Regions from separate parts of the Homo sapiens genome. Here regions 2 and 3 are each linked to region 1. Evidence: chromatin loops called from intact Hi-C (ENCODE). Cell type or tissue: heart left ventricle. All regions are shown on one strand. Links, peaks and the distances in the headings refer to the core of each region. The heading gives the core; the rest is flanking DNA.

Region 1 (10,617 bases), core at 1,519-9,518:
GAAGACATTAGAGATGGGTCTCATGCTGGGACAAACTCTATGGACACAAGCGTTTGGAGGTTACTTTTGTGTTACTGAACACAGCAAAGTGGTTAGCACCCTGCAGTTAAAGAATGAACTCCACATAGAGGAAGGGATAAAAAGAAGAAAGGTGTTTCAAAATGGAATTTTCTTAAAAGGAAAGTGAAAGTAGAAAGGTATCTACAAAATGGTAAACAAGCAGTTCATGACCATCAACAGAAAGGATCTTAATTATTACCCATAAAGAAAAGAAGTATAATAAAAAAGTAGACACATTTTCTCTGCCTCTATGCAGTAGTTATTGCATTTGAGGGACATTACCCTTAAACATACACCTACAGGCCTGGGCAATACAGGATCAAGGGCTGTGGTTCACAGGAGGGAGATACAATCTCTGGCCAGAGTAATCAAAGCCCAGAAGGGGGCTTTGAACTAGTCCTTGAAGCATGGAGTGGATTTCAGCAGGATTTTGTGGCCCTGGATGGCTAAAGAAATAGCAAAAGAAGAGGCACGGCTGAGTAGCTTTTTAATCTGCAGAACAGTAGTCTGGTTGGGAGGCAAAATGGGAATACTAGGAAAGAAATATTGAAAAGGTATGTTTAAGGCTATATCGTGGGGAGTCTCCAAAGCCAAGCTGAGGGGTTTGAACATAACCTGGAGGCATCTGGGGGCCACCTTTCAATGGTTCTAGTTCTTATTGGGCAAGGAAGTGACAAGATGAAAACATTATTATAGGGGGTGGTGCTGGTGGGAGTCAGGAAGATGATTTGCACTGGAAAAGCATAAGAAACAGGAAGATTAGTGATGATGTTAGTGAAATTACTCTGGGATATAAAGACAAGAATCAGGAAAATGCCTTTTACTTATAAAAAGACACTGATGTTCAGTGGGAAAGGTGAGAGAGGAATCAAAAATGGTGATCAGAGTTTGGATTCGAGCTGTAGTACAACAGAAATAGGCAAATCAGGAGGAAGATCTGCCTTCAGAGACACGTGACAGTCAGAATGACCTACTTGGGAAGCCACTAGGCAATTTGAGTTGGAAATGAGGCTGGGGAACCCACATTTCCTTAGGAACCCATACCTCCTGATCTGTAGGGGATACATTCCAAGACCCCAGGGGACGCTCAAAACCATGGATAGGACTGAACCCTATGTATGCTGTGTTTTTCCCCTATACATACAAACCTAGGTTTAAGTTTAGTTTATAAGAGGCACAGTAAGAGATGAACGATGATAACTAGTAATAAAATAGAACAATAATAACAATATGCCAGCATCACTACTCATGCACTTTGGAGTCATTATGAAGTAAAATAAGGGATACATGAACACAGGCACCATGATACCGCGATAGTCGATTTGATTATTGAAACAGCTACTGGCTAACGGTGGGGAGTACAGAAGAGTGGATGCGCTGGACAAAGGGATGATTCATGTCCCGAATGGGACAGAGTGAGATGGTACAAGGTTTCATCACGCTACTCAAACTGGCACACAATTAAAAATGTAGGAATTGTTTATTTCTAGAATTTTCCATTTTAAATTTTGGAACTTTGAGTAACTGGAACTGCAGAAAGCAAAGCTGTGGGTAAGAGGGGACTACAGTAATAAGCAAACTTTTCGTCGGGTGGGGACATCCTTCTCTGTGATGTCCAGGGCTCCTCCGATGCCAAGAGGTAGATCATGTGTACTTTTTCTATCTGCATGTAGTTCAGTCCTGACCCTGGAAATCAGAATACTAATTGTAGTTTGGGGCTTCATAATTTGGAAAGGAACTAATACGATAGTGGTGAATAACCTTCAAGTCTTGAAAAACTGATTTACCCTAAGAATCCAAACTGCGGAGAAAGGCACAAATTGGATATTATTTCTGAACACATAGTAATCTCTGTCTCTTTCCAGAACTTACTTGGCATTCCAAGAGCTAGCAGGACCTGCTTTGGCCTGAAACCAGGGACAGATCTCCCGGGGCTGCCAGAGCCTTTTATAGTTCATGCTAGTCTAGACTCTTTTTTGTGCTTTCCGCTTTGGGATGGAGGTAGGGGAGGAGTATAAGTCCTCGGACCCCTGTGTCAAAACTCAGCAGCTGCATACTCTTGGCCAAGCTACTTAACTTCTTTAAGTCTTCTTTCCTGTTTTTCAAAAATGATATTGCTGCGAAGACGAAAAGAAAAAATAAAATGCAAGTGCTCGGAGCATAGTAAATGCTCAATAAATGAAGTTTCATCACCATCGTCATCATTCGTAATGTAATTTCTGGCCATCTTGCATTAATGCAGAGATTCAGGCCATGTGACCTGAGGACTGGCTTGTGGTGAATTTCCCAGGGATTTATTTCTAGGACAGGTGCTCATAAGAATTATAGTATTTTAGAACACATGCAATAAGGATGTAAATAAAATGGAAATTTTGTAAAATGTTGGTCTGTTGAGTTCTGAAGTGGGATAAGAAGATAGGTATGAAATGTTCCTTAGAGATTTTGAAACAGGAAATCTGAGTTAACAAGAAATGGGCTAAATCTCAGGACGTTAGAGGCTCTCTAATCCTAATTTTATAATGATTCGATGACAATTCCAGAGGCTTTCAAGTCAGTAATAAAGCCTTTAATGTATGTAATCTTAATTGAAAGGAGCTGAATTAAAATGATAACATTGAGTATTTTGCTGAGTTTCCGTAGAAACCTTGAGGAAGAAGTTAATTTTTTAAGCTCATGTACATCATTGGGGAGCTTAGTAAATTGTAAGTCAAAATGAAAAAGCTTACATTTGTCCTAATTTTTTTCTTCTTTAAGGCTGTCTAGCATCCTGCCAAGTGAATAAGTGGGCTACGATGGCCCATTCTTAATTAGATGACTGCAGAAAAACTCTTAATTAAAAAAGCAAAAATATAATTTTTCCCTCTCTTGCAGAATATAAAATTAGTCATAAAGAAGAATACTTCCCAAATTTGGACTAAGAAACATAGAAATGTCATCCTCTAAACTTTTTATTAATAATTTTATGATTAATAAAGATTTAAAATGTAGTATCTATTGAATATAAAGATTATATTATAATAAAGCAATATTAAGATAATAAAAAGCAAAATAAGCTATTATACATAACACGAATTTAGAAAAAGAGAATTTTTTTTTTTTTTTGAGATCAGGTCTTGCTCTGTTACTAGGGTAGTGGCTTGATCATAGCTCACTGCAGCCTCAAACTCCTGGGCTCAAGCAATCCTCCTACCTCAACCTCCCAGTAGCTAGAACTACAGGTTTGTGCCACCATGCCTAGCTAATTAAAATTTTTTTTTTTTTTGGTAGAGATGAGGTCTCCATTGCCCAGGCTCGTTTTGAACTCCTGGCTTCAAGCAATCCTCCTGTTTTGGCCTCTCAAAGCACTGGGATAACAAGTGTGAGCCATTATGCCCAGCCAATAAATATTTTAATAAAAATTACAAAATATATAGATATCAAATACTATTTTCTAATGAAAATTGTAAATAATTTTTTTCTATTTAATGAACTATAGTTTTGTGCCTAGAAAAAGGTCTACTTGTTAATTTCTTTTAGTCTGAGTCTACAATAAGAATTAAATACAGTAAACATAAACTTTAAGCTGTATCCAAATTTTATGTATTTTTTCTCAAGTACACTTAAAATTGAGGTTAGTTAGTATCCTATGATCTCTGCACTGGAATTCTTACTACAATTGTCCACCAGAAGAAGAAACTAGGGAATTATAACTAAATTATCCAAAAGGGTTAAATTTTTTTTAAAAAAGCTATAAGTAAAAAGTTTCCATAGCTTTCACTGAAGTTGCTTTCTTGTAAAAATTATTTTGTTATGTAATTATGAAATATAACAGAATATCAGAGTACCAAAAATAATATTCCACCAATATGCCCATCACCAGTATTAAAACACTTGTTATATTTGCTTTGGTTTTCTTTTTAAAAATAAATGTTGTATATCATTCTCAAACATATTTTTATACTTTTAGAACAGACTAGAGATCTATAAACCTCATAGTTTTGTATTTTTGTGTTTTAAAGTCCACATACACGGTGTGTTTTATAAATAGTCTCTGCTCTATGTCTACTTGCTGTTGAAGACTGTATGGGGTGAATAAGAAACATCGAGTGTCTAGGCCTTTTAGCATTATTCCACTTACATTGAGAGAACTAAAGAAATAATAACCATAACTCTTGCTAGAACAGTTTACAGCCTAGTTAAAATGCCAAAATGAAGACGTGGTAAGCGTTTTTATATTATTTTACCTACCATCTGGGTAGAATGGAGTAATTAAGAAACCTGTCTCTGCATAGTTCTGAATAAAATAGTTTAAAACGTCAATTTGATACGTTCTAAATTTGGAAGATCAAATCATTTAACATTAAATCAGGAGCCAATTTCAGAATATAGTCATTGCTCATGGAGGACTCTTACCCGACTTTTTGGGAGCTCACTGGTTGTTCCTTTAGAGACTCGTAAGAGTAAACATTCACATAAATAATAACGGTTTAAGAGTTGGTTAGTCGTCATGGCTACAGGGATAGGTCAAGTTTTTAGGTAAGGTGACTGGTATACTTCCATGAGATAGGGCAGAACATTACTAGTTCTACCACGGACAGCGAGTATTTATACACATATTGTCATTCTCCTGGAAATTTACAAACCTACCCCAGTAAGTACAAAGTTAATGAATGCTAAAAATAAAATATAAACTGTATAGAACTCAGTGGTCGATTTTAATAATGAGTTAGATGCCGCAGAATGTAAGATGTAGGTAAACGGACGCAAAAATCCTTGTTTTACAATGTCTGCATCTCCGTAGTACTGACATTTGAAAACTTTACTTTGCACATACTTATTTTAAGTACGATAAATGAAAGCGCTGTGGACTAGGAACAAGAGACAAATTGCTTTCTTGTCCAAATTGTCTCAGACCCTGTATTTTCTTAGTCATAGCCGTTTGTTAAGTAGGCATTTGGTAGACTATTGCATGGAGGATTGCGAGAGCAAGATATTACTATCTGCGGTGGAATGCTCGAATTTCTTCTCTCAGCAAGGATAATGGGTAGCACAGTCTGACTTTAGACCCATCCAGTGGTTCAGACTTATAGATAGTATCCCATACTTTACCGCAATTCCTTGTTGAATTAAGGCTTGCACTTCGAATACAGACTACACACTTCTGGGTCTGTCTTGTACCACATTGTCTGGCATAGGCGCTCACTGTATATTTGTTGAATGTTAAAGTTCTGTGCACCAAAACCGTGCACTTTGCATCGATTATCTGCGAAAAGCATGGTACACTAAAACTAGATCTTGAAGAATTCCCATTTGATCATGAATAGAGGTAATCCACGTTTAAAATACCAGGTGTTGCGTAATCTCTACTTGGAGATTAGCCACCCCGTGCGCCCAGGTGAAAGATATCATTCTTCCGTGCGATCCGAAGTGCCGTGGAAGTTAGTGCCCTAGCCCAGTCCAGGAGGAAGGGGCGTCGTGCCGGCGGTTTTAAGCTCGGAAGGGGCAGGGGAATGAGCCCAGGGACCCCAGCGGGGCGCAGGTAGGAGGCTGTGCGCTCGCCGGGTGCGCTCCGGCCCCGATTCCCAGCGCAGCCAGTAAGTGGCGCTGGGCCTCGGGTTTGGCGGCCCGGAGGAGCGGGCTGCGGATTACCTGCAGCAGCGGGGAGCCGCCGAGCTCCTCCCCGCCCGCCCCCACACCCCACCCCCACCGCTGCACTAACCCCGGCTCAGCTGGCTCCGCGCACTTGCTCGGAGGAGCCGGGGCCGAGCGGACCGCCGGCTGCAGGCAGCGAGCGCGGCTGGGCTGCGGGGCTGCTTCCCCGCGTCCTCCGGGCCCGGGCCGCCCTCCTCCCGCACAGTGCGGAGCAGGGAGGCCCCGCGCCTCGACCACCCGCGCCCGAGCGTCCGCGCCTCCTCCTCCGCTCTGCAGGCGGGGACCGCCCGGCGCTCGGCACCCGGCAGCGCGGCCCCCTCCAGCCCCCGGCTCCCGGCAGCAGAAGCAGAAGGCAGCGCCAGGGGCCGCCGCCGCCGCCGAGCTCCGCGGGGCTCGGGAGCCGGCCCCGGCGAGGAGGCGCGGAACCATGGCCGATGGGGGCGAGGGCGAAGACGAGATCCAGTTCCTGCGAACTGTAAGCGCCGTGCGTCGCGTGTGCTGTCAGGGGAAGGGGGCGTCAGGGCATCCACTAGCGGGGTCCGGGCAGAGTGACAGCGGGCAGCGGGGACTCGCGGGCGGGGCGAGGGGGTGCCCCCTGAGGATGCGGGAGGAGCGGGCATCACCAAGTGTGTGCAGGTGTGCGTGTTGGGGCGAGGGAAGGCAAGGGCGCGTGTCTGTGCGCGCGTGTGGAAAGCTAGAGGATGGAGCGCGGCTAGCCGGCGGCAGGCGCCCGGGCTCGGACCCGGGGCACCGGGGACAGGAGCGTCGGAGCTGCGGGAACCGGGAGAGGAGGGGACGGCCGGTCCGGCCTGCCTGGTGGCACGGCTGGGACCTCCCGGGCGGCCGGGGGCAGGGTGCAGAGCAGGGTGGCCCGTGGGGGCGCGGGGAGCGGCGGGAACTCGGGCTGTTTCTGGGAATACCGCCGCCGGGAGGTTTCTTGGGCTTTCGGGCTGGACCCGCGCGTTGTCACGGAGCGAAGACGTTGGTTCGCTTACTCCGTGTAGCGTGCGGCGCAGCTGACCGGGGGCGGGGGTGATGGTGCAGGACGCTGCGCGGAGGTTTCCCCCAAGTCAAGGTGCTGCGAAAGCGGAGGAGGAGTCGCCTCCGTGGTCCCCGCGGTTCCCGGGGCTGGTGCCATCCGTGGTGGTGCTGTGACCGCTTGCAAAGCGTGGAAGGCATGGGAAGCGAGCGTGTGTTTGCGTGTGTGCGCGCGCGCGGGTGGTGGTGGGGAGAACATCGTGAACGTGTCGTTCTCTAAATGCTGGCTTATTGCATGCCAAGTGAAGCAAAGTGTGTGTGTGTAAGTGTAAGGGCAGGGTGGCTGCCCGGGAAAGGTTGGCTCCACACTAATACAATTCTTTCTCCTTAAGTACCTCTTGGCACTGCTCCTTCCTTTCTCTCATTTGTTCGAACACTGCAGATACTTCCCAGGCTGAGGCATTGCACACCTCCAAGCTGGGACTGGAGAGCCTCTCCAGAAAAGAAAATGCCCTAACTTCCTGCTAATAATAACCTAGTTAGCATCCTTTCAGTCGTTCCTTCTCCACTTCTGTCCTCCTTCCCGAAGGATGTTCCCTTGCAGGATTCCCCAGACTTCCCCAACCTAGAACTGCAGCTTCTGCTGGTACTTCTTTCCTCAGCAGTACAAAAACAAAACAAAACAAAACAAACAAACAAACAAAACCACTTCCCGGTTACAGTTACCTATAATCACAGAAAATCGTAGATACGGTGGAATTTTGGAATATTAACTTTTAGGTGTGAAAATAGTCTTGATGTATTTGGGTACTAAACATATGAAAACAGCGAATTTGCAAAGGAACGTTGTAAACGACTGTCTCTTTCTCTTTTGTGCATTAAACGGACTGGGAGAAAGCTTTGGGAAGGATAAAAACCCAGGGTCCACATCAGATGACAACCTAATAGTAATCCAGTCTAATAGCTGCAGGTTATGCACCATTGCATATGCTTTTTGAAGTACTGTTGGCCCAAGACCGGGCTTGGAAGAGCCTCTTCACTAATACCTTGGTCACGGTGTATAAACCTGCTAGTAATACAGTTGTCTTTTTCATAGAAAATAGACTATAAGGGTTTTTTTTTTTTTAAGTAATTAACACCACATTAGATTTTTCTCAAAACTAAGGACTATTTTATTCAGGTGGACAAATACGGTTGCTGTATAATTTTTCAATCAATTCGTATCAAACTCTGTGGGGTTAAAACTAGCTGGGACATTTTGGTAGGCTTCATGCACTCAAGGGCTTCCTGCGGGCTTAACTGTTAAGCCGAGCTCATGGAGGTGGTGTTATCAGAATGCTTAATGGGGACCGAGGGAACGTGCTGGCTGATGAGGTTCTGCACATATCAAGTAATGTCAACTCTGTGCCACTCAGCAGCTGCCTGTCAGCTAGAGCAGCACCTTTGATAAGTGGGTCCTGGGTAGAGATCTGGCAGTCCCAGGCTGGGATTTTTCTTTTAATAAAACATCCGTAGGTTGCTGTGCTGACGACAAATGACCTTGAAGGAGGTGACACAGTGGAGCAGGGGGATTTTTTTTTTTTTGGTATAGCATTAACATCTAAAAGGAAAACATGCCTTTCCTCACAATTTTCCAATTTTCATATGGAAATTCTCAAATCCTTTACCGGCTTCTCCACCCATTACCCTCCATCCTTCCCTCCCCCACCCCCCTTTTTTTTCTCTTAACCTGAGAATGTTGGTGGTTCAGAAATGCTGATGGGGTGAATAATGGGGAGACTGTAGTATAGTTCCCACATTGAAGTCGCTTCTTTTTTTTCTGAGGGCATTTATTTCTCTGTCATGTGCAAGCTTGTCAATATGAGTTATTTCTTCTTCTTCTTCTTTTTTTTTTTTTTTAAAGCAAATAGCCCAAGGAGTATTAGGAATCTGTACATCTTGATAAAACAGTTGTAGATGGAAGAATTCTTGATAGTGATGGATGAAGCTGTTTTGCATAGAAAAACAAAAACAGTCATTAAGACACCGTAATTGTGAATTTGATGGGACATTTCATATGTCCTGATTAGAACATCTGGATTATTATCTTGAGCAGGTCATTGTCTATTGGATTTGTATTCAGCACCCCAGCACATTGAGGCATCTTTTTGACCACTGTCCACAGAAAGCTTTTTTGCTTTTCTTTTTTTAGAAGAGGTGTGAGATCACTGTTAAGGGAAGTAGAGGTGAAATCTTTAATGGGCTGTATCTGTGAGTTATGTATGCTGCTGTAAATTAATTCCTCATTTGCAAAGGGGTTTGTCACTGTTTAGCTTGTACCTGTCTCTCTGGCATCTCTGTTCCATTTGCTGCTGCTTGTCGAGTTGGCTCACATTCCTTCCAAATAGTTATGTAGATGAATGATCATTGATTCAGTGGCTCCCCCATCTGTTGGAAACCTGCCCACTTGGGTCTGTTTATCTTTGAGAGAGATTGAAAATATGTTTTTGTAAACTCTGGATATGCTGGGACACTTATTTTATGAGAGAAAAATCCTATCATAAAATAAGCTGTCAGCTTGTAATGGATTCATTCACTGTCATATCCAAACATATCCATGATTTGGAATGTGTGTTTTATTTTAAAGATTTTATTAACTTACCAATGTAGCATCAAACTGTCATTTGGCATTTAAAAACACGCATCTTTTTCGTTATGGTCCTCTTTTTTTTTTTTTTTCCAACAATCATACAGAATGTTATAGAAGATATTCCTCTGACTTTAGGAAAACCATGGTATAAAATGACCTTGGTCAAGGTTTTTTTTTTTTTTTTTTTTTTTTTTGAGTACTTTGTCTTTCTTTCATTTGTCTAAGCACAGTTGAGTTACCCTTGTGGTGTACTGTGTCATGTAGTTTTGTATTTACCCATAGATTGAGACTTAAAGCTTAGTCCTGGCTGTAAGAATGATCCTGATAGGAATGCTTACGGTCTTCCTCCTGTCTTCTTTTGCAGAATGAAGTATTTCATTATAGATTTCTTCTCAGTGTTCATACATCTTGTTCCACAATGACAAGAAGCATCTTTAAATATACTCATCTACAAATGGTGACAATTATGCAGTATAGATGCTGGTGTACAACACTGCATAGTAGTTTGGATGGGAATACTTAGCCCTAGTTTGTAGAGGTCCAGGAAGGTTAATGGTATGAAGTCAGTACTCAGCAGTGCAGAACGAGGACTAAAATTCAAATCTTAGGCTAATAGTGTTCTTTCCAGGAGAGAAAGGCTTCTTTATCTGCTGTTCAAGTATGTTTTAGGTTTATAGCAAAAGAATACCAAGTCAGTTTTCTCAGCTGTAGGAATGTCACAGAGTACAAAGGAAAAGATGGAATGAGCAGTGGAAATTCGCACTTTTTGCTCCCTTCATAATGAAGCTACGAGGAGCTTTAGATAGATATGCACTATGGTATTTTCCCAAGGAACTGATGGAAAGCCCACCCAGGCTTACATCATCAGACTTATTTTATTTTAACTTAGAAATTAGCATGTACACATTGGCAGGAAGGGCAAGATCTAAAACGCTTAGGGCACTAATTTATTTGACATTCAATTGTATTTGTACTTTGGCTTCAGATAAGTGTTTTTATCACGGCTGAATTACCCAAGAAAGGACTCCAGCAGCACTGGGTGACTGTGCTTCTTTAGATAGCTTTCGGGAGAGAGGGAGAGGTGATGAAGCACACATTTTTCCTGAAACTCTGACATTGTGGGAATTAGATTAATTCAGAAAACATTTGTTGAACACCGTCTGTATGCATAGCATGTTAAGGAAGTATTCCAAATAAGTAGGGAAGTGGTTTGCAGCTGTAATTGCAAAGAATAGATATAGAGGATGGCATGGAGCAATCAGAAGGAAAAATGCATAAACAAACTCCAAAACATTAGGGTAGGAAGAGGCCTTTAGAAA
Region 2 (10,617 bases), core at 1,627-9,626, 43 kb before region 1:
GGATAATTGATGTTCCCATGGTTTATGACAGGTAAATTTATAAGACTTTACCATCATAACATTGAAACATTTATTTTATCCTATGTGATTGATGGTTAATTTTAAGTGTCAACTTGACTGGATTAAGGGCAACTAGATAACTGATAAAGCATTATTTTTTAATGTGTCTGTAAGGATTTTCCCAGAGGATGTTGGCATGTTAGTCAGTGGACTAAGGGGAGAAGATCCAACCTCAGTGTGGGTAGCACCATCCAGTCAGTTGGGGGCCTGGGTAGAATAAAGAGGCAGAGGAAAGGCAAATTCACCCTCCGTCTTCTGGAGCTGGAATGCCCTTCTCATGACCCTGCACGTCAGAGCGTTAGGCCCTTGGACTCCAGGACTTGCACCAGGGGCCTCCCCAGTTCTCAGGGCTTTCAGACTTGGACTGAGCCATGCTGCTGGCTTCCTTGCTTCTCCAGCTTGTTGATGCCCTTTCATGGGACTTCTCAGCCTCCATAATTGCATGAGCAAATTCCTCTAATAGATCCTCTTTTATCGCTCTCTCTCTACATATATATTCTATTGGTTCTGTCTCTCTGGAGAACTCTAATATGTCCTGAAATCTGATTCATCATTTGACTGGATCAAGTGTTCTATGTTGGAAATAATATACCTTTTATATTTTAGAGACATTCTCGCATTGCCTTCTCTTTCTGATGCCATTTTGATTTCTGCTCCATTGTTTGTCTCTGGTATCCTGAAATTTTATGACAATATCCTGGGTACTTCCTGTACTCTTACAAAAATAAATGCTTTTGATTCTGGGAAATTATGTTTTTTTTTTTTTTTTTATAATTTCTTCCCATTTCTTCTCTCTTTCCTGGAACTACTTTTGGGTGTTAGAGCTCCTAAATTGGTACTCTAGTTTTCTTATCATTTCTTCTATGATCTATCTCTTTTTCTTTCTGCTTCACTTTCTAAGTGAATGCTTCAACTTTATCTTTCCTTGCTTCTGCTAAATTTCTCATATTTTTAATTTTTAAGAGTAGTTTTCTTTTCTCTGAATGTTCCTGTTTGAAGACATTCTGTTTTTGTTTTATGAAAGCAATATCTTTTCTCTCTGATGATACTAAAGAGAAGTTTGTGCATTTTCTTCTTCTTGTGTAACTGCTGTTTCTTTCAAGTTTTCTTTTGCTGCTTGTTTTGGTTTCTAACACCTATTTTAGGGGCTTTTCTCAAATGCCTGGTTTTCTTGGTTGCTCATTTTTAAGAGTGGCTTACTAAGAAAACTATTGAAAGCTCTAAGTTTGTTTGTGGGGCTGGTGGAATTGTAGGAATCGCTGTTAGGAAAGTAGCTGGGCTGTTACATTGGAAAAATCTGTCAGTAGCATTAAGTCTTTCTTATAGGGATAGTCAGATGCCCCTGTGAAGGCTCTTCCAATATCTACCTAGAGAAGTAGCATGTGCCACCAGCATTCTGGGAGCTGAGTTTGGGAAAAGGGATGGGGATTTCAGTATCTATAAATATGTGTTTACTCAGCCCTTTTGCTTCAGTATGGTGCCCTCACTCCCAGCTGGGCCTCCATCTCTAGTCCAGGGACCTTCTTCAGAGAACAAGCCTCCCATCTCCTGCTGGGATAGACAGGGTGCATCCACCCATCTCTATGGAGGGAGCTGGGGAGAGGATCTCAGGATCTAACTCATAAGCAACTTAGCACTATTTATTTAGACCTACCTTTACACACACACACTCATACATGCATACACACATGCACACACACATGTGCACACACATGCATGCAAACATGCACACACACATGCACACACACATATGCACACACGCACACTTGTATTCTAGAGGTAACCACTGCCACCAATTCTTGTGACTTTGGGATTCTCTGGTGTTAATTGGATTGATTCTTGGCCTCCTTCAATACTGGTTTAGCATTCAGCTTTCTCAGGTCTTTTAATTCATTATCACTCTCCACAACTCACCCAAACCCTCCCATCGGGCCTTGAGAGATTAATATGTCATCAGTATGTCAAATAAAAAATTAGCTGGGTGTGGTGGCTCATGGCTGTATTCCCAGCTACTCAGGAGGCTGAGGTGAGAGGATCGCTTGAGCCCAGAAGGTCGAGACTGCAATGAGCCATGATGGCACCCCTGCGCACCAGCCTGGCAACAGAGGGAGACCCTGGCTCAAAAAAACAAAACAAAATATAACAAAAATAATCCCAACCAAACAGAACAACAACAACAAGGAATCAGAGAAGGCTCAGGGGAGGGACTACTGGAAGTGGCCCAAGTAAAGACAGGTGACTGGAGGCTTCTGCATAAGGGACGGCAATTTAAGCCTACACATTTACCATTGCTCCCACCTGAAATGATAGCGAAGGAATTGTTTTGAGGGCAAAAAACAAACAAACAAACAAAAAATCCCAGGAAAAAAAGATGGGAGGAGAGAGGTAGCTCATATTAGGCAGTTATGAAGAATATAGTAATAAAGGTCAGGCCAGGCATGGTGGCCCATGCCTGTAATCCCAGCACTTTGGGAGGCTGAGGCGGGAGGATCACATGAGCCCAGGAGCTCAAGACCAGCCTGGGCAACAAAGTGAAACCCAGTCTCTACTAAAAATAATTTTTTAAAAGTTAGCTGGGTGTGGTGGCGGCTGTGGTCCCAGCTACTCAGGAGGCTGAGGTGAGAGGATTGCTTGAGCCCAGGAGTTTGAGGCTGCAGTGAGACATGATTGTGCCACTGCACTCCAGCCTAACAGCAAGATCCTGTCTAAAAAAAAAAAAAAGAAAAAAAGACAAGAAATCAGGGTGCTGTTGTATGGGAAGTTTCAGCTTCTCATGGGTGGCTAAAGTGAACAGGGCTGAGAGACTTGAAGGGGTTAGTCTTCATGGCCTATTTCAATGGAAGGTGAGTCAAATGTCCAGGCCTAAGTGTCTGGCTAGAGCCCAGCATAGCTGACATTACGGAGTCTCTGGGCCATGGTTCTCTCTTGTAGTAGGAGCAAGCTTACTCCAGCAGACACTTAGGTTTCTGGCATTACCAACCTCTGCTGAAGCCCTCAGTTGATGGGGCCTTTTGGGGAGGGGAGATGTCCCTGGAACAAGCACATGGAGCTTCCTCAAGGAGCTCAGACAAGGGCAATTGTTGGGGCCCAGGAGAAAGTCATATTGAGCAGATGGGCTCTCTACCCAATGCACACAGAAGCCAATACTATGGCACGGGCTTTTGAGAAAAAAAAGGCTTTATTGCAAGACAGACCAGCAAGGAAGCAGGAGGGAGGCTGAAATCTGTCTCCTCCACTGGGGGTCTGGGGCAAGTTTTAAGGGCTCATGGGCCATGGAAAAGGACTTAGGAATAGTTGGCTTGGCAGGGTCTGACTGGAGGTCTGACATTTGACCATTTATAGTAAGGTATGTTGAGGCAGATTTTACCCCTGATCTTTGGGGCCAATGGACTCCTTGCATCTGAAATAGTTCCAGCATTCAGGTTCTGGTCATGTCCTAGTCTTCTGGTTCTGTTGGAAGGACTTACTGGTTGTGGGTGTTATTAGGGGTCAACGCCTTTCCTATTGCTCAGGCTACATGACTTGCAGTTTCTGGCTGTGTTATACCTACATGGTAACTCGACAGAGTAGGCCCAGTTTGGCCTGGTCCTATGGTTAGAAGAGAGGAAGTACTTACGTGCGCTTGAAGCAGCTGTTGGGTACATGGTCACTGCACACCTGCACGAAAGTACAGGTACCAGGCCGGGCACAGTGGCTCATGCCTGTAATCCCAGCACTTTGGGAGGCCGAGGCAGGTGGATCACCTCACGTCTGGAGTTTGAGACCAGCCTGGCCAACATGGTGAAACCCCGTCACTACTAAAAATACAAAAGTTAGCCAGGCATGGTGACACTCACCTGTAATCCCAGCTACTCAGGAGGCTAAGGCGGGAGAATCGCTTGAACCCAGGAGGCGGAGGTTACAGTGAGCTGAGATCATGCCATTGCACTCCAGCTGAGGTGACAGAGAGAGACTCCATCTCAAAAAAAAAAAAAAAAAAAGATAAAAAAGAAAAAAAAAGTACAGATAACAGCTCACAGCATTACACAAACGTCATTCATGTTTAATGCAATTGTTGCTATCTTTACACCTAGTCCTATGTTTGGAAATTATATTAACATACAGCCTGGGCAATATAGTGAGACCTCGTTTCAACAAAAAATTAAAAAATCAGCTAGGCATGGTGACATGTGCCTGTAGTCCCAGCTACTTGGGAGGCTGAGGTGGGAGGATCGCTTGAGACCTGGAGGTCAAGGCTGCAGTGAGCCATGATTGTGCCACTGCACTCCAGCCTGGGCAACAGAGCAAGACTTTGTCTCAAAAAAAAATCATATTAACATAAAATTCAATTTAATGAACTCAAAGTTCATTATGATTGGTGATAAGACTTTTGCCAGTAAGAGGTTTGGGGAAAGTAGAATGTTACGAAAATTCCAGACGGTGAGAAGCATCTGCGATCTCTTGCTGTTCTTCTTTTCCCCAGGACTGTGTTTCTGGCATGGCCAAATCAGTCACACACGCTCCATGACCCTGTGCCCATGCCCTTGAATGGAGATGCGGGTTGCTGCTGGCGTTAGGCCCCTGCCCATCCCGTGGATGACACGCCTGACCCACGTCCCCTCGCGTCTGTCTGCTGACAGGACTGTGCTCACCAGCTTTGATAAAACCAAAGAGGGGAGAACAGCTTCTCGTCACCTGCTGTAGAGGCAGCATCTACACAGGGTGGCCTCTGTCCTCTCCTTGGCTGTTGGCTTTTTACACATCAGTGTCCTCATTTCCCCCACAAACCCAAGGGCACCTGACACACCATGTCACTCAGTGACTTCACCTGCGAAGAGAAGGGGAGCAGGGCCGGGTGCTGTGTTTTCTCTAACATTGAGGTTGACCTTTCAACACCAGAATACGTGGTGGAAGGAAACAGTTTTCCCCATCCTCACGGCTCTGGAAAAGAGGAACAAAACACTACCAGTTAAATAAAAAGCTTCAAAAGGCATCGTAAATTCCCGTAGCAGGATATTTAAAGAATGGTTTTAACAATCAGACTAAATAAGGCGACCTGACTCCATGCCTGGAAAACTCACCAGGCTCAGGAGAGCTTTGTCATTATTACCTCATCTGAGAGCCACTTAACCCAGGCAGGCCCTGGACGTGCCTTGCTGGCTGATCTCACGCAGGAGAGATCGGTGCAGTGCAGGCAGGTGGCAGACTGGCCGTGCCTCCACACGGGCCCTCCCTGGCCACCACTGTTCGGGATTCAGTTCTTGTTTCTGTTGTTACTCAGAGGGCATAGAGGAGACCGGCATACCCAGCGGCCAAAGGCAGGGCCCAGGCGGGGGTGAGCACAGGTGTGTTATTTCTTTCTTTCCACTTCTACTTGGAGGCATTTCTATAGGGAAAGGGAGTTAGGGTTTCTCTGCAGCAAGCAACCCCCTTGCCCTTCCTCTCCATGATTTTGTGAGTGCAGGAGGATTCCTGATTCTGGTTCATGTGGTCCAAGTCCATTCAGAGATACAGGTGTGAACCAAGCCCCTGACACCAACTTACTGTGTTAGTGAATAAATCACAAAGACTCTTTGGACAATTTGGGGACATTTAGGGGCCTTCGAGTTTCAATATTCTGTAATTCTGACAGCTCTCTGGCTGTCCATGGGTAATGCACAATTTTGCCTTTTATTGGCAGGAGCTGAGGATTTTATTGATTCCGTTGGGTCTGAGAAGAAAGGAGGCCCAGGCACTCATCTTCTCCTAATTAATTTTTCATGTTCCACAGCAGTGATTCCTCCTACAGCCAGGAGAGGCTGAGCAGCGGCTTCGCTGATGCTTTTTGTTAGCATCAGATGTCAGCAGAACTGGCCCACCTCCTGGTCCTGCAGTCCCAGTGGGTGGCTAGGGAGGGAACACAGCTGTCCCTTCTCTCTTCTCAAAGACAGGTGGTGGGGCAGAATTGGGGGAGGGGGACAGAGAGAGGGAGAGGGAGAGAGAAAGGAAGACAGAAAGAGGCAGAGAAGGAGAGAGAGAAAAAGGAAGACAGAGAAAGGGAGAGGGCGGGAGAGAGGAAGAGAGGAGAGAGAGAGAGAATGGCTTGAATAATTGAATGAGAATTGTCTTCCCCAGTGCCTGGCATGGTGGCTCACGCCTGTAATCCCAGCAGTTTGGGAGGCTGAGGGAGGTGGATCACTTGAGGTCAGGAGTTCGAGAGCAGCCTGGCCAACATGGTGAAACCCCGTGTCTACAAAAATTAGTCGGGCATAGTGGTGGTGCACGCCTGTAATCCCAGCTACTCAGGAGGCTGAGGCAGGAGAATCGCTTGAACCTGGGAGGCAGAGGTTGCAGTGAGCTGAGATCACGCCACTGCACTCCAGCCTGGGCGACAGAGTGAGACTCTGTCTCAAATAAATAAATAAATAAATAAATAATAATAATAATAACTGTCTTCCCTGAGATGAAAAGGATCATTTCCCAGCAGGGAAACCCTAGAGCCCAGGTGGCCCGATGGCTTCCTCGGGGTCATAAACAGCACAGTTGCAACGTGAACTTCTGTTGGTTTTCTTCACTGAAGTAGAGCTGCTGCTGCCGTGAGTTAAGGCATCAACCGGTTTTGATCCTTCCAAATAGTCACTGAAGATAGTGGCGTGCATCCCCAGGTGCTATCAGAGGACTGTTTTTCTCTTATCAGGGAAGTCCTGTGCATCTTGTCCCACAGGGCTATGGAGATGTGGTTGGCATGGGACACACCCCCTTCATGCTTAGTTAAAGCGCAATTGCACTGCTGAGGACCGGCTTTGTCTCATCCCCCGTCATGCTGTGAACATTCTGGAGAGAGGAAGTCTGTTTTGTTTTTCTGGCTCCCAGGACCCCATCCAGAGAGACAGGAAGCTAGGAGGTGCCCGTTGAACAGTTGTTCAATGGATGTGAAATAAAAGAACATAAATATGACCCTTGCTTTTATCTTCCTTGGGCATCCCAGGCTCTGGCATTTAGATCAAATGGTTACAGTCTATAGAAGTTGATTCTGTAGACTGTGGTCTGGGAGCACAGGGCAGAAGCTCAGCCCAATGATTGCCCTTCAGTGTGTCGAACGCCCTGTGCTTCACTACCAGGCTTTTTGATGTGGCTGAGAAAGTTTACGTTCAATCTCAAAATGCTCTCCTTAGGGAACATCTAATACGGTTTCCTTGAGAAAATAAATTAATTTCTCAGGTTTGGCATTGGCAAGTGTCCCACTCACTGCCCGTTAGGAACCCTGCTTTCCAAACCTATACTCCTCTTACTATGTCATCCTGATGCCCTGTTTAGTTGCTTCTCATAAGAATAGAAATGGTAGCCGGCCCTGGTGGCTCACACCCATAATCCCATTGCTTTAGGAGGCCAAGGCAAGAGGATTTCTTCAGACCAGGAGTTCAAAACCATCCTGGGCAACTTATCAAGACTCCACCCCTTAACAACAACAATTTATTTATTTATTTATTTATTTATTTATTTATTTATTTATTTATTTATTTAGAGATACGGTCTTGCTACATTGACCAGACTGGTCTTGAACTTCTGACCTCAAGCGATCCTCCCATCTCGGCCTCCCAAAGTGGTAGGATTATAAGTGTGAGACACAGCACCCAGACTAACAAAATATTTTTAAATCAGCTGGGCATGGTGGCTCACACCTGTAGTCCCAGCTACTTGGAGGCTGAGATGGGATGACTACTTGAGCCCAGGATTCCAGGATGCAGTAAGCTATGATCATGCCACTGTAATCCAGCATGGGTGACAGAACCAGACCCTGTCTTAAAAAAAAAAAGGAAAATAATAGTAAGGGTGGTAGGGGAAGAGGGATGAAGAGCGGTTGGTTATGGGTACAAACATACAGTTAGATAGAAGAAATAAGTTCAGATGTTTGATAGCACACTAGGGTGATGATACTTAGCATCAATGTTATGCATATTTCAAAGTAACTAAAAGAGAGGACTTGAAGCCAACACAAAAATGATAAACACTCAAGGTGAGGCATTTCCCAATTACCCTGACTTGATCATTACACATCCTTTGCATGGAGCAAACACTCATATGTGCCTCATGAATATGTAAATCATTATATATCAATAAAACGGAGAAAACTAGATAATAAAAAATAGAAATGGAGGAGATTAAAGAATAGAAATGGAAAAGCATGTGTAGTAAGTGAGTGGGAGGACGATATGTTGAAGTGAGTTGCTTCAGAATGCGGGTGCTTAACTTTGTCATGTCCATTGGGTACCACGAATGACTTGAAGATGTCATTTTTTTTTCTGGATAGGACAAAGGGAATGTAGGTGTATATTCTGGTATCTCCCCATTTCTTTCTCTTATGCCTGAGGTTTCTTGGTGAGTTTTGTTAAGTTCATTTGTGACATCCTTTTGGAAACAGAGCGTAAACTTGTTCTATCTCTCTGTCTTCTCTCCGTTCTTGCCCAGGCTGGGACTCTATTCCCTGGGGTGATGGAAGACTGGCTCTTGAGCTGCATCCTTGGTAGCTTTTCCTTCTTCATCTCATTGCCAGTGAGGACACTGAGGAGGAGAAGGAGGTGAGGAGGAGGAAAAAGATGAGGAAAAGGAGAAAACCAACCACGATCCACTGTCACCAAATGAGCATGCCAGGTTGCCATGCTGCACAGCTCCAAGAAGCACCACTGTCCATGTGGTCAACATGGATGGATCCCTGAGGAGGTGTCCAGCAGCAGCCTGCATGCCATGCGTGGCTCTGAAGTCAATAATCCTGGAAAAAGGGTCATTCCTTCCCAATAAACGACAGTGGGCTATCTCCCGCAGACACCCACGAAATTTCCCTCCTTTTCCTTCCATGGAGGACTGGTGAAAACGTCATCATGGACCTGACCTGCATCTGGAGACCATCCCTCAGAGGTGCTGCAGAGCTCCTTTCTGCCCAGGCATTTACGGTGGGTGAGAACTTGGAGAGGCGAGCTCACGAGGGAGTTGGGGTTTTGACTTGGCCATGACTACTCAGCTCAGGATGAAAGCTGATACTTTCTGAGTGCATTCTTTGATTAACCCTTCAATCCTCACAATCACCCCATGTCACCAGGAGGAAACTGAGGCAAAGTCCACACAACTGGCAAATCTGGTATGACTCTCTTTCTGTCACAGCAGTTTGCTGGCAACAGACCTACAGCCAGATGCTCAGGTGAGTTAGTTCCAGTGGCTGCTTTTTTGTGGCACCCAGACCTCCATTCTCTCCCTTCATCACTGACCTGTTGCTGGTGCCTTCTTGGGACTCTCCCAAGGCCTTGCTGCTTTTCTCTCCTCCTGGGCTTTGACCAAGGCTTACCCATGTGGCCACACAGTTTCAGCAACTTGGGGGAAAATGATAGGAGGTTGAATCCCTTTCCCTTAGGAAGGGACTGAGGCTTCTCATGCTCCATCTAGCAATTGTGTCTTTCTCAAAATGTACAACATTATGTTCCACGAGAGACTCAACACACAGGTGCACAGGTGACATATAGGTGGCTTTTTGCCTATGGAGAAAGTGGAGCATCGGAGGAGCCACAGAGAGGGAAGTGAGGGCTAGCAGGTGAGGGCGGTGTGATGTTTCTTCTCCTCTCAGCCAAGCTCTGTCGCTCCTTGCTCCAAGGGACAGACTGTGCTCCTGTGGGAAGCCTCTGACCTCACTCCAGTGAGAACAGCAAAGTGAGTGGAGGTGACCCAGCCGCCCTTCTGCCCACCACAGCTGCTTAGCTGGAGGATGAAATACACTTATTAGCCAAACCCAATGACAGGCCTTCGTTTCTGCTTTTTAATCCCTCAGTAGTTTATAAATGTTCCTTTCTCTTTTGCAGCTTTGAACTACACCCCTTTCTTTAAGGAATGTCAAATTAAACTTGAATACAAAAGAATATTTCTCACCATCATACCATATAAGTTTTTATGTGTAATTTTATGGCTACGCTTTCCGACTAGATATTAGTATTATAATATTCCAAAGCGAAAAGCAAAAAAGAGTTATTGCCATTGAGATGTAAATATGAATAAACACCGTTTTTAGAATCCAGTGATTTTTGTCAGGCTTTTGGGAGTGCTTGCTTGTCATTTTATAATTGCAATGAAACTGAAAAATAGACCTGAAATTATATAAAAATACATCAAGGAGTGCCCTGCATCTATGTTCTCCTAGTCTTTGAAGGCAAATTCTCTATGAATAGAACTTATAGAGATTCTAATTGGTCTTACAATTGAGTTTCCGGTAATTGAACATACCTTTTAGTCTTCTTTACTTCATATCATCATTTCACATCTTCTTCATTTCAATTACTGGTGCTAGAAAATAAAACGCAATACACTGTGATTCGTGTGTAGAATGCTGGTTAGTTCAGCTCCAAAGAGCAAGTAAGATGTTCTATGCTCAGCTCTCTCCTGGGTCTGCTCATAATAGGTATTCAGTAAATAGTTGTTGAATGATTAAATAAATGAATGAGCAAATGGATACAAGGATGCTGCTATGTAGCATTATGTAACTTGCTTAGATTGTATGTATTTTTTACTGTCTGTCTCCCCTCAATGGGATGACGGCCTCTCGAGGGCAGACGTTTT
Region 3 (10,617 bases), core at 1,150-9,149, 350 kb after region 1:
TCACTCCAGTAAGCCCAAATGTTTTCAATCTGTGGATTGGATTGTTTGCACTGGAAATGTAGATTTCCAACTGATTTTCTACTGATCAGGTTACTTAATGAAACAGGCCAAGTTTTTCGGATCTGTGAAAACATTGCCAAATAAACAACTGATTGAAAATATATTAGGAAAAGCAGAATGCTTATCTAAAGGGTGATGGAAAATGCTTAAGAGAAAGCTATTCTACAGTTCAAAAAATTTCTTTCTTTCTTACCCAACTCTAAATTTCTTTTTTTATTTTTTATTGTTATTTTTTATTATACTTTAAGTTCTAGGGTACATGTGCACAACGTGCAGGATTGTTACATATGTATACATGTGCCATGTTGGTGTGCTGCACCCATTAACTTGTCATTTACATTACGTATATCTCCTAATGTTATCCCTCCCCCCTCCCCCCACCCCACAACAGGCCCCGGTGTGTGATGTTCCCCTTCCTGTGTCTAAGTGTTCTCATTATTCAATTCCCACCTATGAGTGAGAACATTCGGTGTTTCGTTTTCTATCGTTGCGATAGTTTGCTGAGAATGATGGTTTTAAATTTCTAATAAAAAATATAGATAATTATTGATTGCATAATAAATTGCTGAACTGCCTCAAGTTGTGTGAAAATAATGATAAAAGAGTGATCATAAATATTTTCAAGTGATTTATTATATGAACCAATTCATTTTTGATTAATTTGCTGTGAGCCTTTCTTTCCTCTGTGGCTCAGGTAATGGAACCATAAAATATTACATTTGGAAAGAACATCTATTTCTCTGCCCCTCATTTGTTTTTGTTTTTTTTTTTTCAGAAGAAAAAACTGATGCCTGAGGAGTAATGTGACTTGTTTACTTGTGTTTCCTGTCCTTAAATGACAATTTGTTCAGAATGTTGCATCACCAGGGCCGAAGTACCTGAAAGTTTAATAAAAAATGAATAAATGAATGAATAATTGCATCAGATAAGGGTTCAATTGAGAGATTCTTGGTACGAAGTTTTTGTACCATGGACTTCCATTGCAAATTGATAAAACTTATTGACCTCATCATAAAAATGGTGAAGTGCATAAAATAAATACGTAGGATAACAAAGGAAACTAAAGGTATTGAAGTATAGTCTGTGTACTCCAGCTAAAGAACTCCTGGAAGGTGATTTATCGTGTCCCTTCCATTTCTGAGATGTTGCACTTCTATCGTGTAATGTCTTGTTACTCTTGGATCAGCAGTCTTGATTGACAACCCCTGCAACTACTCTGCATTCCAATCTAGATTTTTTTACATTTTCTTTTCTTTTTTCTTGTTTTTTTTTTTTTTTTTTTTTTTTTTTTTTGAGACAGAGTCTTGCTCTGTCGCCTAGGCTGGAGTACAGGGGCACGATCTCGGCTCGCTGCAAGCTCCACCTCCCGGGTTCACGCCATTCTCCTGCCTCAGCCTCCTGAGTAGCTGGGACTGTAGGTGCCTGCCACCACACCCGGATAATTTTTTATATTTTTAGTAGAGACGGGGCTTCACCGTGTTGGCCAGGATGGTCTCGATCTCCTGACCTCGTGATCTGCCCGCCTTGGCCTCCCAAAGTGCTGGGATTACAGGCGTGAGCCACCGCGCCTGGCCCTTCAATCTACATGTTTAAATACAATATCCTCTGAAGATTCATGTGCCTATTAGAGCTTGAAAATCACTAGTCCTGGGATCAAAGTGAGACCCGGGTGCCCAGAGATTGGTGCCCAAAGCCCTTGTACTGCTGCTGGTGGACTGGTGCTACTATATTTTTGTGTAAATCCTGCAGTGGTTACATATTTCAGCCTAAGGCCGACTTGGCTTTCATCCTCTGCCAGTGTCTGTTTTTGCTTTAAGGATAATTCATCTCAGTTTCAGTAACTGAAACTGTTGTTGCTTTCTGAATATTGCATACCACAAGCCTGACGTGATGTAGTTTTTACCCAGACTTCCCTTTGCTGTTTAAGCAGCAAAATTGGAAGCATTCAAATTAGAATATTTTCTTCAGAAGAGTAGACCTTATTTAGAGAACTTTATATGACTGTAATATGATCTTAAGGACATATTTGGGACCTTTTCCCACAGACTGAAATTTTCATATGCTTATGGTTCTCTCATATTTATTATTTATCTTCAGGCATAGATATGATTTGGAAATTGCCTTTTTAACTCCGTCACCTATTTTATTACTGCTGTAAACTCCTTATTACCTAAAATCAAGGTCGTTGGTTTGGCGCCAGCCTTTGTCTGTGGACCTATCAGTCATTCCACCTCTTAGCATGTGCTGTCAGCCCCAAAGACAAAGCTCTCGGCTGTAATGTATGTCCCCGTATCTCCACCTTTGTGCTCACGCTCTTGTCTTCAACACATTCCCCTTATCACACATTCCCCTTCTCAGAACTTCTTAGAGGGCCAGGGGGCCCAGCCCACTTCTGATAGCAAGGTTTCTGGTATGTTAAAAATAAAAATCCCCAAATGGTTTACAAAAATTTTTGGTATGTTTTAAATATTTGCACATAGCGCATTCACATTACTAATCTACATACTCAAATCCAATGTATGTAGACACTTGTTTGGGGACAGCAAATATATAAATGTGAGACACAGGCCAAGTGATCCTACTGGCTCCCTCAAAGCCCCCAACCCATGAGAAACTCTGCTCTCATTTTGTTGTCTGCAGTGTTCTCTCCTTACAATTCCTGTAGCACGTTGATTATGATTTACACAGCATTTTTAAAGGCTTTTTCCTACCTTCCATATCCATTTATTTATTTATTATTTTATTTTTTTTTGAGAAGTAGTCTCGCTCTTTTCGCCCAGGCTGCAGTGCAGTGGCGTGATCTCGGCTCACTGCAAGCTCTGCCTCCCGGGTTCACACCATTTTCCTGCCTCAGCCTCCTGAGTAACTGGGATTACAAGTGCCTGCCACCATGCCTGGCTAATTTTTTGTATTTTTAGTAGAGACAGGGTTTCACCATGTTAGCCAGGATGGTCTCAATCTCCTGACCTCGTGATCCACCTGCCTCAGTCTCCCATAGTGCTGTGATTACAGGCGTGAGCCACCATGCCCGGCCGTATTTATTTTTTAATTTAATTGGTACATAATTTATTTTATTGGTACAAAATATCACATGTAGCCCATAAATATGTATATATTTTACATATGCATATACATACACAAAATACACAAAATGCTGTACCTCAGTATATAAAAAGTGTTGTGTGTAATGTTTGAGGTGATAGATATCTCAATTACCCTGATATGATCACTGCACATTGTATGCATGTATCAAAATATCACATGTGATATGTTTATATACTGAGGTACAGCATTTTGTGTATGTATTTTACTCTATGAGATTACAAGCACCCTTGGGGTGGAGAATGTGTACTATTAATATACATAGTACATTCAGTGAACCCATGATGAATTAACAAATGATGGTAATCTACTTATCATAATATTACATGAGCTTTCACTTGGACACAGATATGAGCACGGGTATTTTGAATTATTTTCAGAGTTTGGTTAAAATCGGTGTCATTCACATGGATTTGTATGTGTGTGTGCCTGTGCACGTGCTTTTTTTTACACTAGGTTATTGAAATACGAGTATTTATGGAACAGCTTAAAATGTGTGTTTTTATGTTTATGATACTTTGATTTTATGATTTTTGTTAGCTTCTCCACATACGTGTTTACTGGATAACATTGCCAGATGCTAGGAACACAGCTGTGAACCTGTGTCAGGTAGCTTCTAAAAGGGAAAAAGAAAATAAGCCCAAGAATTTCACTGTGTGATAATTGCTTTGAAGGGAAATATATTCTGCTTGTTTGTTAAAGCAGATGGGATATGATTTATTTGTAAACAATTAAACAGTTTTAACATACTGGAGAAGAAATTGAGTCAATAAAGGAATCTTAGCTGGGATTACAGCTAAGACTGTAAGAATGACAGATTGAAGTAAAGAAGAAATTGTACAAAAGCAGGCAGCTAGTTGAGGTTGAGGAGAGGAATAAGAGCAAATTATTGCCAAGTCTTATGTATCAACTGGTAAACTTTCAATCTTATTCATTGGAAAAATGACTGATAAACACTGTGTACATATCACAATGTTTAAAGTTTCTTTGGTTTTATTTTTAAGAGAAAGAGAGTGAACGACCTCTTCTTGATGGTGACTTGAGAATAGTATCTTTATGTTAAAGAGACCCGTAGGATGTTTAAAAGGCCTGTGGAGTACACCTAAGGTGACTACTTTAGGCGTGACTGATCATCTAAATAAGATGGTCAAGATTTCTGGGAAATTTCTGGTCTGATTAAAGTCTGTGAAAACTTAGGCTGTCATCAGCATTGGCAAAGCATTGCAGAAACATTGCAGGGATATTGGCGATGTTTACTGAGAAGACTCCACGAAAACAGGTGGTTGCTCTATGTATGTTTGAAATTCTAGAGGCAGCCAAGTTATGATGAGTAAAATAAGCAAGTAATTTTGTTTTTCTTAGTTAACATTTGATAATTCAGTCTTATGGCTCTAAAAGATATTAAGTATGTTTTATTTTAATGTGTTTCTATTTTTAGGAAGGAAAATCTGAAATGTGCTAGTATCTGAATTTCGGAAGAAATGTAGCTTGGTTTTAGATAGCTGTTAGGAAATATCGCCATCTAATGGCTTTTGCATCAAATTGCAGATAACAGTTCCTGAAGGACTCCATAAAAGACCCCATAAGACGCCTAAGGACTTCATAAAATGAAGACTCCATAAACTTGGTCCAATAGATTTCACTTACTTCATCATCAAAAAGCTGTCAGAGTGTGATATGTAGAAAACCTAATTATAATTTTAAGTGCTCATTTTGTTCATCAACCATCGTTAAAACAAAAATAGTATCTTGTTACAAATAAACTTATTTAGTGTATTCATTTATGCATATTTTGATTATTGACTTAAGTCAGTAACTGTTAGAATGAAGTTTAAAAATCCGTAAATTCAGAGAGGAACTTCTTTTCTTCTGACTAGTTTTTTGATTCTTGAATGACAGGTTGAAACAGATGTTCTCTATGAACATAACCAAATCAGCAACGTTAAGTTTGCATTCCTAGAAGCACTTACATGTTACAGCTTACCAGAGCCTGAAGTGATGCCTCCTTTTGCCTCTTGATACAGCACTTGTCTTATGGCAACGGCAGCTTACACGTGGATGCCGCTTTCCAGCAGACTCTCTGGAGCGTGGCCCCAATCAGCTCAGGAAGTGAGGCAGCCCAAGGTAAAAACTCCACTTCAATTAGAGGGCCTGTCCTTGCTGCAAAGTTGACAGTCATCTTTGGAATTGTGATAATGAGCTGATTGTTAATTAGAGCTTTTTGTCTGTGTCTAAATATTCTGTAATGCAGATACCTGACATTTGAGGATCTTGTTTAAACTGCTATTTTAACAGTGAAGCTTGGGTGAAGATTAATCTTCCCTTATTTTTATGCTACTGTCAGCTTTAGTTTATTTGTGTATGCTTTATGTGATAGCTTCCTATGGATTGTTTTCTTCAATTTTTTGACCTCAGAGTATTGCCTGGTTGGACTAATGTCAAGATTTCTTATTTTCTGAGGTCATGCCTTATAGCTGGAATACGAATTTTACAAAGGAGCAGGGTTTCCTAGGGAAATATCTGTATATGTTCTGGTTATTCCAACTTACATAGGTTCACATTTGATTCTAAATGTGTTTGTATGTTTAACAGAGGATTTTATGTGTCTGAGGTCATGCTTTTAGTGGGAATATCCCTAACTGTGGGACTCGGGCACCCAGGACTCAGAGGGAACAGCAGGCACTGTCTATCTCTGTGACCTTGGCCAGGTCCTTAAGACTCACTAGACTTCAGTTTCTTTACGAAAGTAGAAGATTGGACCAGATGATCTGTCTGGCTATCAGCACCTGACACTGACAGTCCAGACCTGAATGATTTTTTATCCTTACAGGGTATCTCATTGGTGGTGATGTCCTCAGGTTGCTGCATGGACACATGGACGAGTGTCTCACTGTCCCTTCAGGAGAACATGGTGAAGAGCAGCGGAGGTTAGTACCTGAGCTCATTGCATTGAGACTTGCACTCTTTTGCCTTGATGTAATGTTTTAAAAACTAGGGATCTATTCATTCAGGCCAGTAGCATCATACAAGATGGGCTACTGACATTCATTGATTCACTGAAGTGATCCATTTGTTGCCCCCTCTTAGCTTTTTCTCATGTTATATTTCTATTACCTACCAACAGAAGAACTGAAAATTTTTGTATAATTAAAACATATTAAGAAACACTGAACAAAATTAACGAAGTGAGAAGAGTGACCACATTGCATTAAACTACTTAGAACTTCATTAAATGCTCATTAGTTTTGATTAATTTTCTTTTTAGAATGTTTAATCTCAAACTCAGTTTTGAAGTCAGAGTTCTCAAATTGCGTACAATTTTAGGACCCTTTGCTATGACCTCTCATTTATTGATACAGATGATAGAATTGATCACTTTCTCTCATATTTAATCTGATATAATACCTCTCTCATGTTAATTTATTTGGCACTGGGACAAGATTACAATAGTATGAATCTACTGAGAAAAGTGCACAAATATTACAAAACCATAAAAATATTTAGAATAGTTTGCTACTGCTCTACCTTACAAATTAATCAATGAATGTAGTAAGATGAATATGTAAATAAGAGATTGCAGTGAGAGAAGGTACTGTGTGGATGGTTTGTTATGTATCTTTAAATCTTTTAGTGGACATTTTTCATATTAACATGGACACTTAGGTAACTATTAGTTAATAATTATTTATTTTTATAATTTAATAAAAATACATAGGGACCATTTAGAAAATTAAGAGTCATTTAACCAGCTGCATAATCTCAGGAAAAGTCCCTCTGAGACCTGGGTACTGGGTCTTAACCTCTGTTCCCAGGCAGACCTAGATAATGGTCAAGAGTGACATAAGTCCCCTGGAAACATTCCGTAAGCTAAAACTGCCTCTTTCAGTAGGTTTAGGAAGAAGATGTCGATGGTGTCAGTAGGGTTTGTATAAAAGATAATGGAGATTTTAAGACACTTGGATAAGGAATTAGTTTCAAACAGAAATATAAACTTAAGAACTAGAGAGATGTCAAGCATATTCTGGGAATAGCAATTATTCCAGAGTGATTAGGGGGAAAATGGAGGAAAAGGTGGAAAGTAGACAAGAGAAAGATCCTTAGTGCCATTCCCGTGGGCTGGCTTCTATTCTGAGGTTGTTAGGAAGGGATGTGGGGATCAGAGTGGAATAGTTAGTTCTCTTTTAAAATAATAACTCTGTTAGGCAAGGAGAACTTAGATTAGAGGTGGGGAGAATCTGAGTCACGGAAATGAAATGCAGTAATTCGTGTGACAAAATCCAAGAACTTAGCCCAGATAATGCCATCAGAATGGAGAGGTTTACTTGCATCATAGACATTTAGATAAAAGTGATGGGTTTAGGGGAGAACTAGACACAGGCTGTGAGAGAAGGTATCTAATCCAGCGCCATCTTTTTTTCTGCCTCAGGGGAAGACAGCTGGAGCTAAGGATTGCAGGAGATGGTACATGTTTGCTATGAAAGATGGAGTTAAACTTTGGTTACAGATGAGTACAGTCTATGAGACGTCCAGTAGGAAATTGGGATGTCTGAGTCTTTAACTTAACAAAACTTGGGATGGGTGCAAATTCTAAGTGTAAGGGGGATATTTAAAGGAATGGGGTCTATCATATGTTCATCAGATGGAGAGGGAAGAGCTGGGATTAGATGTGTTTGTCGATTGGGCATGGCCTTATGAAGGCTGTAAAGACCTGGAATAGCCTAATCAGGCAGGGGGCTGAGGATGGATTCCTACAGAATGCTGATGTTTAGGATGTGGGCAGAGAAATAAGAGTCAGCAAGAGAGTCAGAGTGATAGTTTAGTAGGGAACCAGGGAAGTTAGTCATTGAAGTCAAAGGATTGGGTTGTGGATATGTTAAATGCTATGGTGTGTTTATTTGGAGTTAGAGCTTATAAGAGACCATGCCAGAGTCTTTGGATCCTCAGTCCCTGATTTGTTAAATGGAAGACAGACTAAGTGTTTCTTAGAGCTTTTTCGGCTGTATCTACAGACACTGTAGAGCTTCGTGGTTAAGGTAATGGACTCTAGAACCAGACAGATCTGGGATTGGGGTTCTGCTCTGCCACTTACCAGTTGTGTGACTCATGTAGGTGACATAGTTTCTTTAAACAATGGTTTCCCCTCTTTGTAAAATGCAGCTTAAATATTATCTCCTGCTTTATGGGGCTATTGAAAAGACTAAATAAGAAAATACACGTAAAATACTTGATGCATATTGAGAAATCAACACATTTATTGTTATTATTTAGTCTGTTGCTATTATTTAGTCTGAAGAGGCAGCATTTAGCCAGATATGATTGAAAAGTTTGAGGGACTCTGGGCATATGGATGACAGAATGGCAGAGCATAGACTTTGTAGGAAGAGAGGCCAGACTGGATCCAAGAGGATCCTTTCGATGGCTAGTTATGATTGCAGAGAAATCTAGGGGACATTTCAAAGATATTTTAATCATGTTCTGGACCCACTCTCCCTTTGCATATATGTTGAAGCCTGCCCCTCCTTTCCAAATAGTCTTCTTGATTTCATGTTGATAATTTCAGTTCAACTTATTCTTAGTATGTAATTAGACCAGCCTATCAGGACTCTTGGTAGGTAGTGATGGTGGTAAGAACGCGTTTGTTTGTGTCCCTTTTTATAGCATATTTACATGGGTGAAATTAGATTAAAATGGATGTCAGATTATGACTCGAGGGAGAAAATGAGTCAGCAGTAGGCAGCATGGAGCTGAAGGGATGTTGCTTAAGAAAAAACTATTTGTGTTGGTTATACTGGGATTGAGCAATTATTTGAATAGAATGATAAAAATAATTCCTTGAATTTCACAATTATATAGCACTTCATTATTTCTAAATCTTGTTAATACCATTGTTTAGAAAGTTTTCAACCTCCCTCTGTTATTTCCCTAGGTCATTGTAAGGAACTTGGGGGAGGCAAAGGATAGCTCACCCCGGAAGCAGCCTTTATTTATTTGTTATCAGTCTGTACTGGGGGAGACATGCATAATGATCATCTAAAAATATACTTTTTTCATTCATTAAACAAAGAAGTAAAAGTAATTTGATTTTTGCACAGTGACATGAAAGCTAGAGAAGGTCCTGGGAAATATGTAAAAAAAATTTTTTACCTTATAATTCTTTCCTGTAATTATGATCTGGCTATACTCATTAATTGTATGCTGTTGTTAACGTTAAATAACTAAAGTCCAATTTACTTTGTTAGGAGACATAGTGGAAACTATTAAGGAGATGGCCAGAAAAGATGTTTACTTCTGAGTGATTTAGGAATAGTCTGGTCATAAATGCTGTGTTTCTACATGGATTTGTGCACCTGTTCCTGCTTTGTTCTATTGACAGTTATTTAATATACATAACTGTAATTGTAGCTATTGAAAATCCACCTCAATAATGGGTTTTATGATTCTGGATATCAGTAGAGTTACCTTTACCTTCCTCTTCACATTTAGATATGTATGTGTATGTGGTTACCTATTCATTCTCCTAAAGAATGTTAATAAAGCTCTTAGAATGAAGAGCATATAGAGCTATTCAGTTAAGAACAACTGAATTGGAGATGATGCCTATCAGAGTTAAACTAAATATTTATCTTTTTCTCATGCTTCCTGCCCATTTTGCTTTTATGGATTGAATCCTGACGTGTTCATGAAATACAGCATCATTATTGTTTTAAGTTACTTGAGATTTTTTTCCGAAAGACAAATCGCTCTAAAATGACTAGTAGACAACTTGTCTAAACAACAACAAAAATAGTAAAAATATAACCTATAGTAGTTGTGAGCAGTCAGGTATAAGGGAGAGAGCTCATTAGTATTAACTATAGTGTCGTAACTTTTTAGTTCTTATTAAACTCTTCAATTAGTGAGATAGAATGAGTTAAAGAGAAGCAAGTCTGGTAGTTGGGAAGGGATGTGTCAGTATCCCTTGTCAATCATGTTTTAATTATTGCTTTAAAAATAGGCTTTTGCACAACAGGGTAACTATAGCCAACAATAAATTTATTGTACATTAAAAAATAACTAAAAGAGTGTAACTGGATTGTTTGTAACACAAAGGATCAGTGCCTGAAGTGATGGATCCCTCATTTACCCTGAAGTGATTATTATGCATAGTATGCCTGAATCAAGGCATCTCATGTACCCCATAAATATATATACCTACTACATACCCACAAACATTAAAAATAAAAACTTAAATAGGCTTTCATTCTGGAGGCTTGACATTTGACTACTAAATTTTATTTCAAGCCTGACATATTTTATGTGGAGAGTATTTTCTGTTCTAGATTTTGTTTCTAGATTGCATCTCATTATTTCCATCCAAAATTTTATGTGAATATAATAAAATATCAACAAAGGCATTTCCTTTATGTGCACATAGACTTATTTATGGATTTGATATGCACTATGTGAATAAACTGT

Evidence for each region. A loop is a pair of places that touch in the nucleus more often than their neighbours do. Peaks named below come from ENCODE experiments on the same cell type or tissue, not always from the same donor. Only the 100,000 strongest peaks of a DNase experiment are listed, where the experiment ranks them.
Region 2: a loop joins it to region 1, with 2.3 times the contacts of the local background. A loop is called at or near these places in 15 of 110 quality-filtered maps.
Region 3: it touches region 1 in a loop (4-fold over the local background); 25 of 110 quality-filtered maps call a loop at or near these places.

Annotation. Positions count from the first base shown.
Region 1 is chr1:237,036,404-237,047,020 of GRCh38, forward strand. It overlaps RYR2 (ryanodine receptor 2), which reads left to right and starts at 5,781. Exons shown (of 105, transcript NM_001035.3): 1 at 5,781-6,166. The coding sequence starts at 6,119. In heart left ventricle, for the core only: a CTCF peak has its summit at 5,627 (motif pointing right); DNase peaks (open chromatin) are centred at 5,738, 6,308 and 6,868; H3K4me3 peaks cover 5,432 bases; H3K27ac peaks cover 6,183 bases; H3K27me3 peaks cover 1,250 bases.
Region 2 is chr1:236,992,880-237,003,496 of GRCh38, forward strand. It overlaps LOC107985368 (a long non-coding RNA gene), which reads left to right. Exons shown (of 3, transcript XR_001738551.1): 3 at 8,488-10,177. Among named protein-coding and RNA genes, the nearest start is that of MT1HL1, 6.3 kb to the right of the region's middle. RefSeq lists an enhancer at 4,433-7,338. In heart left ventricle, for the core only: CTCF peaks have their summits at 5,211 and 5,852; DNase peaks (open chromatin) are centred at 4,642 and 5,262; H3K4me3 peaks cover 825 bases; H3K27ac peaks cover 4,612 bases.
Region 3 is chr1:237,382,095-237,392,711 of GRCh38, forward strand. RYR2 (ryanodine receptor 2) reads left to right here. Exons shown (of 105, transcript NM_001035.3): 9 at 5,187-5,286; 10 at 5,993-6,089. Among named protein-coding and RNA genes, the nearest start is that of MIR4428, 84 kb to the right of the region's middle. In heart left ventricle, for the core only: a CTCF peak has its summit at 4,695 (motif pointing left); no DNase peak of the experiment used is centred there; H3K27ac peaks cover 1,211 bases.